Regions from separate parts of the Homo sapiens genome. Here region 1 is linked to region 2. Evidence: chromatin loops called from intact Hi-C (ENCODE). Cell type or tissue: HCT116. All regions are shown on one strand. Each heading gives the region's core, and the rest is flanking DNA. Links, peaks and the distances in the headings are about the cores only. Region 1 overlaps VTI1A (vesicle transport through interaction with t-SNAREs 1A). Region 2 overlaps TCF7L2 (transcription factor 7 like 2).

The links. Hi-C counts contacts between places; a loop is a spot of excess contacts. Peaks named below come from ENCODE experiments on the same cell type or tissue, not always from the same donor. Only the 100,000 strongest peaks of a DNase experiment are listed, where the experiment ranks them.
Region 1: a loop joins it to region 2, with 2.8 times the contacts of the local background. A loop is called at or near these places in 2 of 110 quality-filtered maps.

What each region holds. Positions count from the first base shown.
Region 1 is chr10:112,737,649-112,747,409 of GRCh38, reverse strand. The region is part of intron 7 of VTI1A (vesicle transport through interaction with t-SNAREs 1A); the gene reads right to left. Among named protein-coding and RNA genes, the nearest start is that of MIR4295, 110 kb to the right of the region's middle. In HCT116, for the core only: no CTCF peak of the experiment used is centred there; DNase peaks (open chromatin) are centred at 3,919 and 5,519; H3K4me3 peaks cover 1,230 bases; H3K27ac peaks cover 3,228 bases.
Region 2 is chr10:113,069,559-113,079,319 of GRCh38, reverse strand. The region is part of intron 5 of TCF7L2 (transcription factor 7 like 2); the gene reads right to left. Among named protein-coding and RNA genes, the nearest start is that of SNORA87, 29 kb to the right of the region's middle. RefSeq lists enhancers at 145-646, 2,477-3,070, 4,381-5,150. In HCT116, for the core only: no CTCF peak of the experiment used is centred there; DNase peaks (open chromatin) are centred at 5,359, 5,974, 6,989 and 7,685; H3K4me3 peaks cover 3,408 bases; H3K27ac peaks cover 5,102 bases.

The DNA.
Region 1 (9,761 bases), core at 603-8,602, 330 kb after region 2:
CTATAGGATATACCTTACAGCCTAGGTGTGTAGTAGACTTTACCATCTAGGTTTGTGTAAGCACACTCTGTAATGTTCGCACAACGATGAACTCTCAGAACGTATCCCCGTCATCAAGCAATGCATGCTAATAAGAATACTTGTGGCAGATGATAAAAACAGCTCCTGTTTGCTTTACCCACATCACAGGTAACATTCAGAGAGTGTCTTAAGGCATTCCCCATTTATGGGAAGTGTTTGGAGGCCCGGTGGAGTCCCGAGGAGGGAAACAGGAATAAGATTCAGATGGACCTCACTGTGTAACAGTGGATAAATGCACAGGCCCCCGAATCTGACTGCCCTAGTTCAAATCTGGTCTCCACCACTTGTTGGCTGTGTGACTGCGCTGGGTAAGTGACTGGATCTCTCTGAGTCTCACTGTCTTCATCTGTAAATTGAAATAGCCCCAGAGGGTTCTTGTGAGGATTAAATGAGATAAGGACTGTAAACATTCTTGGCCCAGGGACTGTAAGAATGATAATATTATTAACATATTTTTATCATGCAACCTTCTAGTTCGGACATATTAGAAAGTGATTCCATTGACTTGTTTAGTAGGAAAATCTGGCAGATAAGAAGTCAAATCCATCAGCCGTGATAGCAGCCAATGTTGAGTTTTCTTTCTCCCTAGGAATTTTTTCCATTATAAAATGGGAAGCCAAGTCAAATTTGCTCAGTTAATTTTGGCCTGAGAGGTGCTCTTAGGACCCTCAACATTTGTCTATAAGGTCAGGCTTATCGGTTCACGCTTGTTAGCGTGGAAAAACTCCTTCCCTATCACAGTTTCTGCCACTTCCCTTATCCTGTCTTTCTTCTGGAACAAGTGGCCTTGCAAGACACTTCACTCCCTGTTTTGGCAAACACACTTGTTCTGTGAGAGCGAGTTCCGCCCATGTGTACAGCGGTGGGCTGCACACACCAGAGGGTTTATCAGACAGAAAGGCTTTTTTCTGTAGGTGCCAGGGCACTGAAAGCAGGGTCGCTGCTGGCTGTCCCCCTTCTAATTAAGAGTGTCCCACCATTTCTGAACTGTGACTCTTAGGGACACCAGGATAAACCTAAGGACTGTACTATATTTATCAGTCCTTGGGGCATGCTGAGAAATACTCCCAGATGAATGAGGAGCAACATGGTTTCTAAAACATGGGTGGAGTAGAGGCAGTGAGTTTTGTTTCGTACAGATTTATCTGAAATTCTATATCATAAAATTGATTTCAAATAGACATGAAATTCCAGAGTCTTCAAGGAAGTTGGCCCAAATATGATCAAGAACACAGCAAACCTGTTTTGAGACTTAGATGTCCATTTTTTCTGTAGCAAATGTTGACCAATGGCTATGTACTTACTGAGCACTAAGGTGGGATAGGGAAGGGAAAGGTTTTGTAATACAAGACATGAATTAGCATAATTTAAAAGATTCTTAAATTGGCCTCTAAAGACTTGAGTTTAAATCCTAGCTCTGTCTCTTGCTACCTGAGTAACCTTGCACAAATCTGCTAGGAGATTCACATGTGGCTTCTCAGCTTCATTCTGGGCTTCAGGGTCAGTCCTTCACTTGTTTGGGCTCCTTCCAAGGTCCTGAAAGAGGTCTTAGCAATATGTTCACTTGGCCAAATATCTTTGTAAAAATAAGATACAGTAACTGCAATGCATGGTTAGGACGACTGACTTTCTACTATTCCCTTTCATGTTGGACAGCATCGGTGTGGCTGTGAGCACTTTTGGGATCCAGCTAAGGGGAAGCTGAGTTAGGGATAATTTACTTTGGATGTAGTGGGATAGATTCACATGTCCACAGTCATTTCCATGTCTGGTTAAATCACTGTCAGCTGTGTTGAGCTGGAGATGGTCAACTCATGGAGTACTGGGACACAAAGGTGCAGGCTCAGAGGTCTTACTGTAATGTGAACATAGTGAGAGCACTCGACACTGGAGGTACGTGGGTGGCACAAAAACAAAATGTATAGAGCCAGAAACTAGTCTGAGAAAAAAAAATCCAAATCCTACAGCTCATATATAGACAAAAAGTGAGAGATATGTTCATTTGACAACAATCTTAAAAACTTCCACGACATTACTAATACTGAACCACAGAGCCAAAGAAGCTTTTATAAAACTTTCAATCATTAAAAAAAAAACAAGTTTTGATCAACCATGCTAGAGGAAGAAGTTAACCCTCTTCCTACTCTCTCCACAAAAAGTCATAAAATAATTATTAGGTGAAGAAATGGCCAGGGATTATGCAGCCAAAAAACATAGGGAAAAAAAGTATTACATATGTGTCAATCAGTTAATTAATAAAACTACTTTTTTCCTGCATTTTATGGTGCCTGTAGTATTTGCCTGCTTTAAAAAATGTATTGTACTTTCTTTTCTTGACCTAGACAATCATTAACTTTCATAACTTACTGAGTTTAATGTTTCTTTCAGGGAGTACCCCAAACTGTAAATGCTTCAGGTCCCACAAAACCTGTTCTACCCCTGGATATCTCAGTTTGCTGTGAGGATGAAATGAGACAAGATGCTGAACGTGCTGGATCTGCAATGTAGCTGGCTTCTAGTAAGAGCTCCGACAGGGAGGGATGTCGATGCACAGCTAAGGGACAACATCGAAAGTGCAATAGTAGGCCAGGCGCCTTGGCTCATGCCTGTAATCCCAGCACTTTGGGAGGCGGAGGTGGGAGGATTGCTTAAACCCAGGAGTTTGAGACCAGCCCTGGCAACGCAGCAAGACCTTGTTTCCACAAAAAATTTAAAAATAAGTCATGCATGGTGACATGTGCGTGTAGTCCCAGCTACTTGGGAGGCTGAGGTGGGAAGATCGCTTGAGCCTGAGAGGCCAAGGCTACAGTGAGCCATGGTTGTGCCAGCCTGGGCGACAGACTCTGTCTCAAAAAAAAAAAAAAAAAAAGGAAGAAGAAGAAAATGTAAGCATGTAAGCATATGCCATATGTTCCATATCACTTCCGGCAGAATCTGGGGGTAGAACACCATAACCAATCACTGATATTTCTGCAAGGAAATATTTTTAAATTTCTAGCCAGAACTTTTATCAGGTTTATCTGTATGGTTGTGGCAAGAGAGTGGACGCTGAATTGGAGGGGGTTGAGAATTAAGGCAGGGAAGCTAATTCTGAGGCTAAGCTAATAGCTTATACAAGAGGAGATGTGAGCTTGATTTAGTTTTTTTCTGTAATGTGCAAGGGACATTTGTCTCCCTGCTATGAGGCTGACCCACATAAAATTGACATTTCCGTAAGTAGAAAACAAGTGAATACTGGCAATTTCTTATGGTTCAAATATCTGGAATATTAAAAACACAAACCGACAAAGAAAAAGTCCATTCTTCCTCCCTGAGTATATCATCCCTGTTTCCTTTCACAGGGAGGGTCCCAGTATTTGATGTGGATTTCTTCAAGGTGCTGCAGACTTGGTCTTATAAGGAAACTTGAGGTTGAACAGGGGCTTCACTGTATTTGTAAAATATTAACTCTAAAGCTTATACCAGGAAGAAAGGTGTTCATTATATTATGTCCTATATTTTTTATTTCTAAAATATTTGATTGAAAATGTATATAACCGAAATAATTTTTTTCTTTTTAAGAGTGTTCTCTCTGGAGAGGCAAAAAGGAGACACAGCAGAAACTTCTCTTGACTATTCCACTGGGGTGGGAGGTTCCTGAAACTTGGGTTTGCCATGTGGAGTTTAAATCCAAACCTCAGGAGACTCCAACCTTCCAAAGGCAGAGAGGGTTGGGCATGAAATATCTCCCCCCTGGCTCATGAATATGTCTAAAGGGCGCTGGCCAGCTGGGGCGGAAGTGAAATGAGTGGAGGATGTTGTTCATAGTTAATGGTTACTGGATATTGACGACTTGCAAGGAGAAACCACACTGCAGGAGGGACTAGCCCGGTCCTTACCAAGTACACAGCCAGCCCCAGCCACAAAGTGGAAGGCAATCCTTTTGTTACGAGTACCTCCAGATGATGGAGTGAAATAATGAAATAAATAAAAAGATTACTGCATGAGTCATCTCTGGAAAGTAGTAAACATTGTAAGCCTGACGAGTTTCATCTTTTGTAAGAGTTAACATGAATGAAGACGATTTATAATGGGTCTGCTCATTGTTGCAGGGGAGCATTCACAGACTTTGATGGGATGGTACGTTTAACCTCTGAGTCCTAATAATGTTCTATTTTCCAGACGAACTCAAGGCTTGTCATATTCTAGACCTGGAAAGCGTAAATGGTATTATCTTTGTATATACAAATAAAAATCAATTCATTTTCCAAATGTTTAATTCATTCAGGAAGACACACACACACACACACACACACACACACACACACACACACACGAGAATAGGTCCCAGCTAAATCAACAACATTAGCAAATCTCCTCTTGCTTATCAAATCAGGATATATCAGGTTCAATAAAGGTGCCTGGCTTATAAATCTACAAATAAATAGTTATTTTCCTTAAGAGCATTTTGATTTATTATCTCAAACTGTATTTCCTGTTCATTTATCATAGCTTTTTGTAACTCTCCCCTTAAATGGAAGGAAGTAGTACATCTGTAAAACAAAATATCTCAATAAACCATATTCTCTGAAGTATAAATGGACATTTTCTTCTTGTGAAAATGATCATAGAACAGAGATGCCAACTAGAAATCTTTTCTCTGTCATATTTTTAAAGAAATACCAACCAAAGGCTGCATTTTCCTACAAACTTGACATCCTGAAAGGAGATCTGTATAAAGCATTAGAATTAAGCAAACCATTTAGCAGCCTCCACTCCTGGACTCTTTCGAGACATTTGTGGAACACATCTTCTCAAATCTAATAATCTGCTTCACAATACTAGAGGGAAGAAAAATAGTTTTGGGTTTCTTATGCCCTAGGGATACAACCACATCTCAAAGCTGAGTTTCAGGCTCAAAACTCTTATTTCCTAGCAACTCTGATAATCTGACCTGGCTAGGAAGGCTAGGATGCTGGGGTTCTGTATCAAGCTGTTTACTTAACACATGTCACATCTAAAATAAGGATTGCTTTAGTTGAAAAAGCAATTCATTTATAAGTGTGCATTTATAAGGGCAAAAGTCAAGGCAACTGTGCAAACCACTTGTCAACTTATTTAGAGGAAATTGTGTAATCAACTTAACGTGCCAGTTAGCCTTTACCTGCCAGGTCAAGCTCAGAGTGCCTGTCAGTCACCACATTAGCCTATTAATCACTCTGCAGGAAATTCCACATTTTTCTTTAGATCAAACTACAGAAAGTAAAGTGGGAACGGAATCTAGAGAGGATTTCCTATTCGTTTCTTTGTTTCCTTTGACTTGCCTGATGTTTCATGATTTATTTATTTTTTTTACTTGCTTGCTACAGAATTTAAAATAGGTTCAAAATGATATATCTCAATATGCATTGCTAAAGGGACTTTTATTGCACAAAGGTAAATCTAGGTATTTGATGGCTGGGTGCCAACTGACTGCTGCAGATTCCAACCAGAGATAGAAAGCATTGACACTGTTGAACAAGTAACAGATCTTTCATTCCAGGAAAGAAAAAAAAGATATAAGCTATTAAATTGAAAAGCATTTCCCCCTTTTTTCTACGCTGGTAAAAAAGTTCAGATATGTTGATTTTTGAAGATATCCTAATTTTAAGTATAATTTTTAAAAACTCACCTTCAAATACCTTAAAAATTTTTTTATCTGAAAATATCTTCATTCATCTTCATTTGTAAACAGTTTTATTGAGGTATGATTCACATACCATGCAATTCACCCATTTAAAGGGTAAAATTTAAGAATTTTTAGTGTGTTCACTGAGTTGTACAATCATCATCAATATCAATTTTAGAAGACTTTCATCACTGCAAAAGAAACCCCAATATCCGTTAACAGTCACTCTTTTGTTTTTTAGTTTTTGAGACAGGCTGGAGTAAAGTAGTGTGATCCTGGCTCACTGCAAACCTCTGCCTCCTGGGCTCAAGTGATACTCCTGCCTCAGCCTCCTGAGTAGCTGGGATTACAGGCGCGTGCCACCATGCTCAGATAATTTTTCTATTTTTAGTAGGACGGGGTTCCACCATGTTGGCCAGGCTGGTCTTGAACTCCTGACCTCAAGTGATCTGACTGCCTCAGCTTCCCAAAGTGCTGGGACTACAGGCGTGAGCCACCGTGCCTGGCCCATTAATAGTCACTCTTAATTTCCCCTCTCCAGTGCTCTGTGACCACTAATAATCTACTTTTTGTCTCTATAGATTAGTTATTCCAGACATTCCATACAATGGATTCATAGACTATGTGGTCTCTTGTATCTGGCTTCTTTTACTGAGCATGTTTTCAGGTTTATCCATGTTGGATTAGTACTTCATTCCTGTTCATGGCTGAATAATAGACCACATTTTATTTATACACTCATCAGTTGCTGGACATTTGGGTTGCTTCTACTTTTTGACTATTATAAATAATGCTGTTATAAATATTCATGTATAAGTTTTTGTGTGGACATAGGTTTTCATGGGTCTTGGATACAGATACCTAGTAATGGAAATGCTGGATCATAGGGTAAACTCCATGTTTACCATTTTAAGTGATTGCCAAACTGTTTTCCAAAGTGGTGACCCCATTTTACATTCTCACCAGCAGCACATGAGCATTCCAATTTCTCCATATCCTTGTCAGCACTTGTTACTGTCTGTTTTATTTTAGCCATTCTAGTAGGTGGGAAGTAGTATCTCACTGTGGTTCAAATATCTTTTAAAGAAAATGTTCAAGGATGGGCATCGTGGCACACGCCTGTAATCCCAGCACTTTGGGAGGCCAAAGCAGGCAGATCACTTGAGGTCAGGAGTTCGAGACCACCCTGGCCAAGATGGTGAAACCCCTGTCTCTACTACAAAAATTAGCCATGTGTTGTGGGACGTGCCTGTGGTCCCAGCTACTCAGGAGGCTGAGGCAGGAGACTTGCTTGAACCTGGGAGGCGGAGGTTGCAGTGTGCCGAGATTGCACCACTGCACTCCAGCCTGGATGACAGCGCAAGACTCTGTCTCAAAAAGAAAGAAAGAAAGAAAGAAAGTGTTCACAGGGGGAATTCTGCATTGTTTTCCCATGGCCAGTATTTGTGAACACCAACTAATCAATGCTTACAGTATCCTGTACAGTACAAAGAATGGAAGAGAGTGCAGGAAACACAGATCAAGTCTACAAGATGATGGCTCGGAGGCTTGCAATGGTTGAGGTCTTATCTTTAATCTACAATGTTCTGAATTTCTAAACGTTTAAAAACAAAATGACGAAACCATTCACAAAGGGCATTCAAAGCTGCAAATTTTTGTGTTATTGTTTGGCATTTTCTTTGCATGATTTACTTTTAGAGAACAAACCCAGTCTTAATTGCAATGCATAATTTAAAAAAAATGATTAATTTTGCTTCTGAAGAGCCAATTGTAGCTACTGTTCTATTTGAGTAGCTGCCATGCTTATGTTTCCACTTTCTGGGGGCCTTGGCCCCAGCAACAAGAAAGATAATCCTCCTTTGTGGACATTCCCACAGTTAACTCCACACACATCTGGATGGCAGTTCAATAGTCCACTGTTATTCAAACAATCTGTAATCACACATACTATGTGTCAACCAACAAGCCAGGGTGTATGGCTTTTCAGTATTCCGTAGCATGCAGCACGCACAATTTACAAATAAAATAAAAATCTACAGCAGAGACAAGGGCACATTCTTTGCAGAGTAACTGAGTGAAAAGAATGTCTCTGTTGAAATACAAGACATCGCTTGTTATTTTGATGGTAAATGAAAAGAGGTTCGGAAAACCATATTTCATCTGTTAAGTCTCTTAACATGGAAGAGCACCATAGCTGTGGCATTGAAGAATCTGGGGCCATATGGTTTTTTAAGCTGGGCTTGAAGCAGAGATGTCCAAATAACCACCATTAGCATGTGGGACATGCAACTGACAAAATTCAACAGTATCTGTCTAAGGCATGATAGACTGGGGAAAATGGGGACCATGGACATCCTCACTGTGGGCAATTGTTTTTCTCATTACTTTGAGCTGGGAGGATATTGGGAGGGAGGAGTTGAGTTCAACCCCCCAAGTGGCTTGATTAACAATTTTGGAAACAAAGGGTTCGATAAGGCGGGAGGAAGTGAAGTTGAGCTTGTCCTGAGAAAACAGCACTGGGGACAGGCTCTCCACACACACAAGTATGACAAGGTGGCAGGAACAGCATGCCAATGTGCAAGCATCGTGAGACAGGGAGGTGTTGGGAAATGCAACCAGAGTGCAGCTGTGCAACATTCCACCTGCCTTGTCTGATTGGCAGCATGATGGCCTCTGACCCTGAGGGGCTGCATGCATCATTGGGAATCTGGAGTCCATTCAGAGCGAGTTCAGGCCGTGGAACGTGTTAAGCCCTCACTGCGGGATCATGCGGCTAGGTCACTGCTGAATTCCATAAGATTCAGGGACCAGATGATAAAGCATTTCTCTTCCATGAGGGCTTTCTCCTCAAGGCTTTCCCTACTGGCTTTCTGCCCACAACACCATAACTTGACTCTTGGGCTGTACTGAAAGCTTCTTAATAGAGGACAGCCCTCATTCCAAGGTAAACACAGTTCTGTCGTACTGTAAACTCAACAGTCTTATAAGAAAATAACCATTAAGATCCAGATGGCTCATGAGAGGAAGAAACTGTCACCATTTAATCAGACTGTATTGGGGAGAAAAGATTAATTTTACACTGAACTTTACATGTCTTGATTTCTCTCCACCCACAAAATATTAATTCCTTTAATATTTCAGATGTCCAGTCATTTATTTTCCAATTCATCAGCCGTTCACTGAGGACCAAGAACTGTGCTGAATCCTAGATATAAAGAAAAAGGAAACACACTCCCCGTCCTCAAGGATCTCCTAGCCTCAGAGGAGAGCCAAGTCTGTACAGAACAATCCATAATATAAACTGACAAATGCGTTATAGAGGAGAGTGAGGAAGCACAGAGGAAAGAATAGTTATTCTGCCTGAAGGCTTGGGGAGCTTCAGACAGAAGTTAACATTGAAGCTGGGCCTTGTGAGATGAGTGGGATCTACCCAGATGAAGGGACACGTGGGCACAGGGAACGTTAGGGGTGCTCGCCAGGGATGGTGCCACTTTACATATGGCCCAAATGAGGCCTCTCTGGTAAGACAACGAATCAGACTGGCTAGAAATCAGGTGAGGAATCTAAACTCCCTTCCTACATTCCATTCTCAGTATTCCATTTGCCCCAACAATTGACAAGGATAAGAATGAGATTGTGGTGCAGTGAATAATCCAAACTTCATTAACCAGACAAGACACTCATCTTGATCTCTGGACATCGGAGGACTTGCAGGAGGCCCTAAGCATCCCCGCCTAAATGTGCCTAGAGGGGACATACCTCCATCCTCAGCTCTCTCCCTCACACTCGCTGAAAGGCATCGATCCTACGGCTCAGCTATCAAACCAACGATAAACAGGAAAAGCAGAAAGAAATGCAAGAAAAATGACTCAGCAACAGAAAATCATCAATTTGTAATTTTTTTTTTTGATCTCCAGAAGTATGTCCTGAGAGGAAAGGCGGCCAGAGAGCTTTAATTTTCCAGATCACTGTAGGTCTCAGTGACCTTGACAGTCATCCGCACATGGATGGAGTGCTCTTGTTCTATTTTTGA
Region 2 (9,761 bases), core at 563-8,562:
AGTCCGTGTGGCAAATCGGGACAAAACAAATTTTCCTGTCTTCAGAGCATCATCATGCCTAGGCTTCTTAATATTTACAACAGGTAAAAACAACCACCAAAACAGTAACAAATTTAAAAACCAAACCCAAAACCAAAAGGCTCCCCAGGCTGGCAAGGGCATCACCTGTCAGAATCTGCTGTGGCTGGCCCAGCGCACTGGCTCACGCCTGTAATCCCAGCACTTTGGGAGGCCAGGATGGGTGGATCACTTAAGGTCAGGAGTTTGAGACCAGCCTGGCCAACATGGTGAAACCCCCGTCTCTATTAAAAATACAAAAATTAGCCAGGCATTGTGGCAGGCACCTGTAATCCCAGCTACTCGGGAGGCTGAGGCAGGAGAATCACTTGAACCCAGGAGGCGGAGGTTGCAGTGAGATGAAATCACACCACTGCACTCCAGCCTGGGTGACAGAGCAAAATTCCATCTCAGAAAAAAAAAAAACAAAAAAAGAATCTGCTGTTGCCATCTGACTGATCCCTGCGGCTTCCAGGATTACCACCAGCGTGAAAATGAAGACAAGGGAGATAGCACCTATCAGAGGCATGTTTCAGCCACCGGAGATAACATCTTAATCCTTAGCCAACCTACAGAAAGAGCAACAAACTGGGTGTGTGTGGTGGCTCATGCCTGTAATCCCAGCACTTTGAGAGGCTGAGGGAGGAAGATCCCTTGAGGCCAGGAATTCAAGACCAGCCTATAGTGAGACCCCATCTCTGCAAAAAAAATTTTTTAAAGAGCTGGATGTGGTGGCACATGACTGTAGTCTCAGCCATCACTTGATCCCAGGAGGTCAAGGCCGCAGTGAGCTGTGATTGGGCCATTGCACTTCAGCCTGGGCAACACAGTGAGATCCTGCTCAAAAAATAAAATAAAAAGAGTAACAGTAAGTAGAAAGTTACTAATTGCATTCATTAAAAAGTCTTTAGTGTCTCAGGGGGACCATGAATTCTAAAGTTATCTTTACCCAATGTCTGGTTCCAGGTAGTGTGCTGAGGTACATATTTGTTGAACTGTGTGGACCGCTCATAGACTTGATCATCTTTGCCCCATAACAGTCATTACCATAGGAACACTTAACTTGCAATAAAAGGAAAGGGATCATTTGGAAAATTAAAGCAAATATGAACTAGCTTAATTTTTTTTTTTAATTCTGAAGCTTGCCATCAACTGATGAATGGGTCAACAAAATATGGGATATCCATATAATGAAATATTATTCAGCCATAAAAGGAATAAAGTCCTGGCCAGGCACAGTGGCTCATGCCTGTAATCCCAGCACTTTGGGAGGCCAAGGAGGGCAGATCACTTGAGGTCAGGAGTTCTACACCAGCCTAGCCAACATGGTGAAACCCCATCTCTACTAAAAATACAATAAATAAATAAATAAATAAATAAATAAATAAATAAATAAATAAATAAGCAAGCCAGGCGTGGTGGCATGGGCCTGCTACACAGGAGGCCAAGGCAGGTGAATCGCCTGAACCTGGGAGGCAGAGGTTGCAGTGAGCCGAGATATGCCACTGCACTCCAGCCTGGGCGACACAGCAAGACTCTATCTCAAAAAAAAAAAAAAAAGAAGAAAAGAAAAGAAAGAAATTATGTCCTGATACATGCAGCAACATGGACGAACCTTGAAAACATTTAAGTTAAGCGAAAGAAGCAGTCACAAAGGACCACAAATTTTATGACTTCATGTATATATCTAATGCCAGAACAGGCAAATCCATAGAAACAGAAAGTAGATTGACAGTTGCCTTGGGCATGGGGGAGAAGGCAGAGTGGGGGAAATGGGGAGTGAGAGCTAATGGGTACAGTTTCTTTTAGGGGGTGAGGAAAATGTTCTACAATGGCGATATTGGTTGCATAGTTCTGCAAATATACAAAAAACCACTGAATTATATACTTTAAATGGGTGAACTGCATGGTATGTGACTAAACTTATTTTTTAATTCTGGAGTTTAAATTGGCATAATTACCACTATCTTATCTCTGTGTAACTGCTTTGTATTTTAATTTTGAGTACATTTTATTGGAAAAGAATATACAACTCTGGGAAACAGGCAGGATAAGAATTATTATTCCCATTTTACAGTAAGCAGAGGTCCACAGAGCTTCTGTTTTCTTTCCACTGCCTGGCTGAGTTCCTGCAGGACTCAGGGAAGAATGTAAATTACGGTGGAAGAAGGGGACCACAGGTCTTAGCACCCCAAATCAGGAAGGGATGATAACTAGCTCTTGCCAGATGTCTAGAAATGTTCTGTAGGTGGATCATACAGACATGCTACTAAACAAAAGGCATTGAAAAATGGCAGGTGGATTACTGAAATGTAATTCTTAATAGCATGAAATTCAGGTTAAACAATTTAGCTAAAAATGCAGGGGAGGGGGAAGAGTCACCTCTTTACTTGATATCTGGTGGGGTGAAAATACACCCAATTAGATGTGTCCATATAATTTTCACATCAAACATCCTGTGCTCCCAAAGGCAACTAATGGCACAGCTTGCTATGGATTTTCCCAAGTTTTCAAGAACAGTGACAGCCCTCTTCAACAAAGCCACTTAACATAACACAAGGTTAAAGTGGGAACCGCAAACACTTGCTTTTCTTAATTTACACCTTTCATTTACTTCCCCAGAAATGTCATAAAGGAACCATAGAATTTCTGATGTACTGTCAATAGATGGTTCCTTTCAAGAACAGCATTTAGAAAGAAAATGTGAATAATCCTACAAGGTAATCTGGAGCTATAACTTAAAACAAATAATAATTAGCATTTTGGGAGAAGAAAGATGATTTTGGTCTGGGTCTCTCACTTTAACAACAACAACAAAAAGACTAGTTCAGGTGTGGTGTTTCACGCATGTAATCCCAGCACTTTGGGAGGCAAAGGCAAAAGGATCACTTGAGGCCAGGAGTTCGAAACCAGCCTAGGCAATAGGGTAAGACCCTGTCTCTACAAAAAATAAAAAAGTTAGCCAGGCATGGTAATTCACACCTATAGTCCCAGCTGCTCAGGAGGCTGATGCTGGAGGATTGCTTGAGTCCAGGAGCTAAAGGTTGCAGTGAGCTATGATCAAGTCAGTATATCCCAGCCTGGGTGACAGAGCAAGATCCTGTCTTTTTTTTTTTTTTTTTTTTTTGAGATGGAGTCTTGCTCTGTTGCCTACGCTGGAGTGCAGTGGCGTGATTTCGGCTCACTACAACCTTCGCCTCCTGGGTTTAAGTGATTCTCCTGCCTCAGCCTCCCCAGTAGCTGGGATTACAGGCACGTGCCACCACGCCTGGCTAATTTTTGTATTTTTAGTAGAGACAGGGTTTCACCATGTTGGCCAGGTGTGTCTCGAACTCCTGACCTCAGGTGATCAACTCGCCTCAGCCTCCCAGAGTGCTAGGATTACAGGCCCCGGCTGTAAGATCCTGTCTTTAAAAACAAAATGAAACAAACAAACAAACAAAAAACTATTAGGTAAGTGGAAAACTAGGATTTTGACAAATGCAAATGCAATGACTTCACATTATCTCTTTCACTAACCAGGTAGGATCTAAACCCATGCTGCACCACAGCAAACAAAATTCAGCTCACAGGGAGCTATTCTCTGCACCACAGACCTTTCACAGCTTGAGAAGCTACTAGCTTTTACATCATCATGTCTGTGCAGCTTTAATCTTTTCTCTTTTTTTGAAGAATACCCTAGTAAACCAGAAAGATATTTTTTAAACACATAAAGTAATTGGCAACATTAAAAAAAATACATTTGCAAATTGGGTTGCCATTCATTTAAAGATACTCTTTTTTTCTTTTTTCTTTTTTTTTTGGACACAGAGTTTCGCTCTTGTCGCCCAGGCTGGAGTGCAATGGCACGATCTCAGCTCACTGTAAACTCCACCTCCCAGGTTCAAGCGATTCTCCTGCCTCAGCCTCCAGGAGAGCTCGGATTACAGGTGCCCATCACCACTCCCGGCTAATTTTTGTATTTTTAGTAGAGATAGGGTTTCACCATGTTGGCCAGGCTGGTCTCGAACTCCTGACCTCAGGTGATCTGCCCGCCTCTGCCTCCCAAAGTGCTGGGATTACAGGCATAAGCCACCATTACCCCGCCCATTTAAAGTATTCTTTTCAGGCTGGGCACTGTGGCTTATACCTGTAATCCCAGCATGCTTTGGGAGACTAAGGTGAGAAGATTGCTTCAGCCCAGGAGATCAAGGTTACAGTGAGTTATGATCTGGACAACAGAGCCAGACCCTGTCTCTAAATAAATAAATAAATAAATACTTTCCTATATCTGAGTCTATTCTTTAGTTGCTCAATGAACACATTAAAGCTGAGCTTCTCAGCTTTGGCACTGTTGATGTTTTTGATAATTCTTTGGGAGGGTGAGGGGTTGCCCTAGCAGCATCCCTGCCCTGTGCCCATGAGATGATGACAGAAGTACCCCCTGCCCAGCTGTTACAACCAACACTGTATCCAGATGTCTCCTGGGGAACAAAATTGCCCCAGCTGAAAACTACTGAGGTAAAGGCAACTGGTATGAAAATCTGCCTATGGCGTGGAGGCCCCAGCTTTAAAGTTTATTTGGATCACTGTAGTAGTCAGTAGCAACATTAAAACCATCCCATTCAAATCCAAATACTCAACCGAGATCAGGAAACCCAGCAAAATATGGTGCTGGTGTCAATGTGTGATGAGCCCCGCAGTGATGAGTGTGCAGCCGTCAGCAGTGTGCCAAGGTCCCGCACAGTCCGACAACTCTTTTAAATGTCCCTAATATTTATAAATGTATGAAGTGACAGGATTGACATTAGCAAGATTAATATGTTGCTAATTGACATTAGCAAGATATGGAAGGAGGGGTTCCCATATGTGTTTACGTCTTGTTAAAATCACACAGCTTTAGTAATCTGCTAATCATAATAGCCCAGTCACTCAAGAAAACTCTAACCACCCCCTTTTTGGACAACGGGAAGAGGGGTGTGGGCTGGTGGTAGCAAACTGGCAAAACAATGATATTTTTATCTCTGATCTCTTTAAAGAAATAATCCAAATACAAAATAATAAAGAGTCCATCTAATTCACAAATCCAGAATGTTCTGCATAAAGTAAGTCCAAGTATCTAAAAGATCCAAGATGACGTCTGTGCTCCAGGAAGAAAGGTGCCAGCTTCAACACCCTGGCTGACCTTTGGTGTGTTAGTCAGCCTGCGACCGCCCCAGAAACCACCCAGAGGTGACCAGCTACAGCCAGCTCACCAGCGGCCGACACCAGAGTCAACAGCAGCACCGGATGTGGAATGGACAAACCCCAGACCCAGCACACGACCCTGGTGCCTCTCTTACAGAGCAGAGAAATGCTATAACGTATCATCATTCCTGGGGTGTGGTCTGTTTTCTGGACGCTGCGCCAGCAACTCGCACATGGAGTCGTCCAGGCCGCAAGGATGGGCGGCAGGCAGCAGGGCCAGGCAGTCCGGTGTGGTGAGTCACACTGAGGCCCGCAGGTTGGGAAGCAAATAAAAAAGGAGATCGGGAAGCAGCTCTGCAGGGCGGAGCCAAGAATGTCTTGTGACCTTTGTTTTTTTTTTTTTCTTAAAGACGGGGTCTCACAGTCGCCCAGGCTGGAGTGCAGTGGTGCAATCACAGCTCACTGCAGCCGCAAACCCCTGGGCTCAAGCGATCCTCCCGCCTCAGCCTCCTGAGTAGCTGGAGCTATAGGAGCACACCACCACCCCCAGCTAATTTTTTTGATTTTTTTTTTTTTTTTTTTTTTTTTTTTTTGGTAGAGACCGGGTCTTGCTTTGTTGCCCAGCCTAGTCTGAAACTTCTGGGCTCAAGTGATCCTTCTGCCTCAGCCTCCCAAAGTGCCGGAATTACGGAGTGAGCCACCCTTTTAAATCCAAACACTTTGGTGATCATGAAAATTTAGGCTTTCAGAGTTGACCATCACCAAGATGATAATTCAACATTTCTTTCTCTGGAGGACCCAAGCAGGACAGGGAACAGAGCTTATGAATTCCACCTGTGGTCAACGAGTTGTAGACTGGAAAGACACCTGCTTGAGAAGTGAGGTGGACCACACAGGATGTCTGAGTGCCGATCACCTTTATGTTTCTCTCTATCTCTCTCTCTGTCTCTCTCTCTCTCTCTCTCTCACACACACACACACACACACACACACACACGACCTGGCCCTGCCCTAGGTACACATGGCTGGCCACCAGCACCTAACTAGGGTCCACTTCCATTCCTGGGGACATGAACAGCATAGTTGCTCTAGCTCAGGGGCTGGGAGCATCACTTGGCACTTAACACCTGAATTTATTAAGAAACCTCAAAACCATGGTCTTCACATTTTTACCTGGACAGCAGAAAAGGTCTCAGGCCCAGTGCCATCACAATCATGATGTATGGAGACTCGTGCTGCTTCTTTTTTCATTTCTTCCCAAAAGGCAGGCAAGAAACAACAGATTGCTTGCTACAGATCGAGGCAAGAACCAATACACAACAGCCCGAGTCACCTGTGTGCACCACAAATAAAAACTTCTCATATTCCACTGCCAGTTTCCCAAGCATGCACAAGATTTTGGGTTGGCTCTTTTTATTTAAGTAGTTTAAAAGCAACTGATTGGCTGGGTGTAGTGGCTCACGCCTGTAATCCCAGCACTTTGGGAGGCCAAGGCAGGACGCTCACCTGAGGTCAGGAGTTCGAGACCAGCCTGGCCAACATGGTGAAGCCCGGTCTCTACTAAAAATACAAAAATTAGCTGGAGGCGGTGGCACACGCCTGTAATCCCAGCTACTCAGGAGGCTGAGGCTGGAGAATCGCTTGAACCCGGGAGGCGCAAGTTGCAGTGAGGCGAGATCCCACCACCGTACTCCAGCCTGGGTGACAGAGCAAAACTCCATCTCAAAAGAAATAAAAAATAAAGGCCAGGCGCGGTGACTCACGCCAGTAATCCCTCCCTTTGGAAGGCTGAGGCGGGAGGATCACAAGGTCAGGAGATCTACACCATCCTGGCTAACACGGTGAAACCCCGTCTCTGCTAAAAATACAAAAAATTAGTCGGGCGTGGTGGCGGGTGCCTGTAGTCCCAGCTACTCTGGAGGCTGAGGCAGGAGAATGGTGTGAATCCAGGAGGCAGAGGTGCAGTGAGCCGAGATCGTGCCACTGCACTCCAGCCTGGGCGACAGAGCAAGACTCCGTCTCAAAAAATAAATAAACTAATTAATTAATTAAAATAAAATTAAAAATTTTTAAAAAGCAAGTGATTAAAAAGCTCTTCCACCTCCCTTATTAAAACAGTAATTTATTAAAACAATCATTCTCCTTGGAGAGTACTGCTGAAGCAGAGTGCACCCACAATTCCACTTACTCCAGCATCCACAGTCCCAGCCAGCCCCTGACCTGGAGGAATCCACTCATGGGGGGTGGGGGGGAGTCCTCCAAGGATCTGCACCAATGTGACCTGCCTGATAGTGTCTGTCACATTGATAGTGACCTGCCTGATAGTGTCCCTCCATTGACAGGGTCTCTATTGTGCTAGGCCTATGAGCCTAGGGGCAGCCAACTCACACACAACTCGCCCTGCCATGTCAGCTCTCAGCTTGGTTGCAGTCCAGGCACCAGGAAGGCTTGGTCCCGTGCCCAGTCCCAACACTGATAACATTCCCTACAGCTGCTGCCCAGAACGGAAAAGGTAAAAGATTCCTCCCTCCTGAGTGTGAACTTGGGGAGAGAGGTGGCGGGGGGACGGGGTGAGAATAAAGACGAGAAAAGGAGGGGTTTCCTGAAATTCCCCTGGAGTTCCTTTTAGCACCAAGGGAATCGGTACCATATCTTCATGTCTGTTCTGGGATCTCAGAGACAGACTCTCAAGCTTCTCTTGCTCCAGTGGACCCTCAAAGCAAAAACTCTCCCATGTCCTCCTGCAGCATTTAACCCTCTGCTTGCCAACACAGCAGTCACAAGGTATTAAAAAGGAGGAAGCACTCCATCTGAAGTCCTGGGCTAACCCAGCAAACATTCTACCACTAAATAGAACATGGCTCATTTCTACTCAAAAAGTCAACTGGGGGTTTCTACATTCTGTCTTCTTGTAGCAAAGCGGGTAGGGAGGCAGGGTGGAAGGAAGCAAGAGAACAGTGAGTTCCAGAAGGCCAAGCCTAGGGCGACATCTGAGCTAAGATTCCATCAAAAACCCTTCCATTTGCTAAGTGAAAGAAGTCAGTTACAAAAGACCACGGGCCTATGATTTCATCTATATGAAATGTCCAGAATAGGCAAATCCATAGATGCAGAAAATATATTAGTTGTTGCCTAGGACTGTGGGACTTAGGGAAAATGGGGAGTGGCTACTAGGAGACACGGGGGTTTTGTGGAAGGTGATGAAAATGTTCTAAAATTGACTGTGACGATGCTCGCACAACTCCTGAATCTACTACAACCACTGAATTGCATGCTTTAAATGGATGAATTGTAAGGTATGTGAATTATATCTCAATAACTGTATAATTTTTTAAGAAGGAGGGTTCCTTGCTTTAACTATAGCAAATAGAGCTTTCACTCTCCCCTGGCTGAAAATTTCCTAAAGATCATCTGGAAGACCCTTAGCAATATTTAGGTAAGCTATTAATGTGCTTGAGACTTCAGTACCTTCTGTGGGGATGATAGTATCTACTCCAAAATGTCACGAGGATTAAGTTTCAAGATGCACCTAAAGAGCCTAGCACAGTGCCTGGCACATGATGATTCCCGCAGGGCTCTCCTTTATGGGAAAGCCTTGACGCGGGTCCCGCAGATGGGCCATAGCAAGCAGCTAGGATCTGTTTGGGATTACATGAGATTCTACAGGAAAGTGGTGTCCCCAAACATTTATTAGCTCAAAATATGCAGGGAAAGCGAGGAAATGAATACTGAACACCCAGCAGATACCAGACAAAGGGCTAAGAACCTTATACCACTCGTTAATGCAACATTAAATTAATTAATTCATATATATATATATATATATAAATTTTTTTTTTTTTAAGACGGAGTCTCACTCTGTCGCCAGGCTGGAGTGCAGTGGCACCATCTCGGCTCACTGCAACCTCCGACTCACTGGTTCAAGGGATTCTCCTGCCTCAGCCTCCCGAGTAGCTGGGATTACAGGCACTTGCCACCACACTCAGCTGATTTTTGTATTTTTAATAGAGACGGGGTTTCACCATGTTGGCCAGGCTGGTCTTGATCTCCTGACCTCATGATCCACCCGCCTTGGCCTCCCAAAGTGCTGAGATTACAGGTGTGAGCCACCATGCCCGGCCCAATAATTTTTTTAAAGACTGACTCCTGCTACCTCCCACAGTGATCTCCCTGACACCGACCAGCCATGTGATCCAGTGGGAGCCGCTATCTTACGCTCACCAAAGCATTCTTGCCACTAGTATTCTTGAATATCTGGTTTTACAAAGGAATCTCAATCAGGCCGATGAATCAGCTCTTGCAGATCTCAACTGTACCAAGCAGACACGAGAACCTGTGAGGGAGTGGCTGAAACATCCAGCGAGGGGCCCTCAATGAATACACTGTACACTGACTACATACACAGTCTCTGAATGGGCAGAAGGCCAGACTAGTCTATGCCTTTTAAACACTTCCCAATTCCATTTCTAAATAATGTCTGAATGTCAATGGTTGTTCAGATGGCCCCAGCACATCCTCCTGGACGGGTTAGGCAAGCA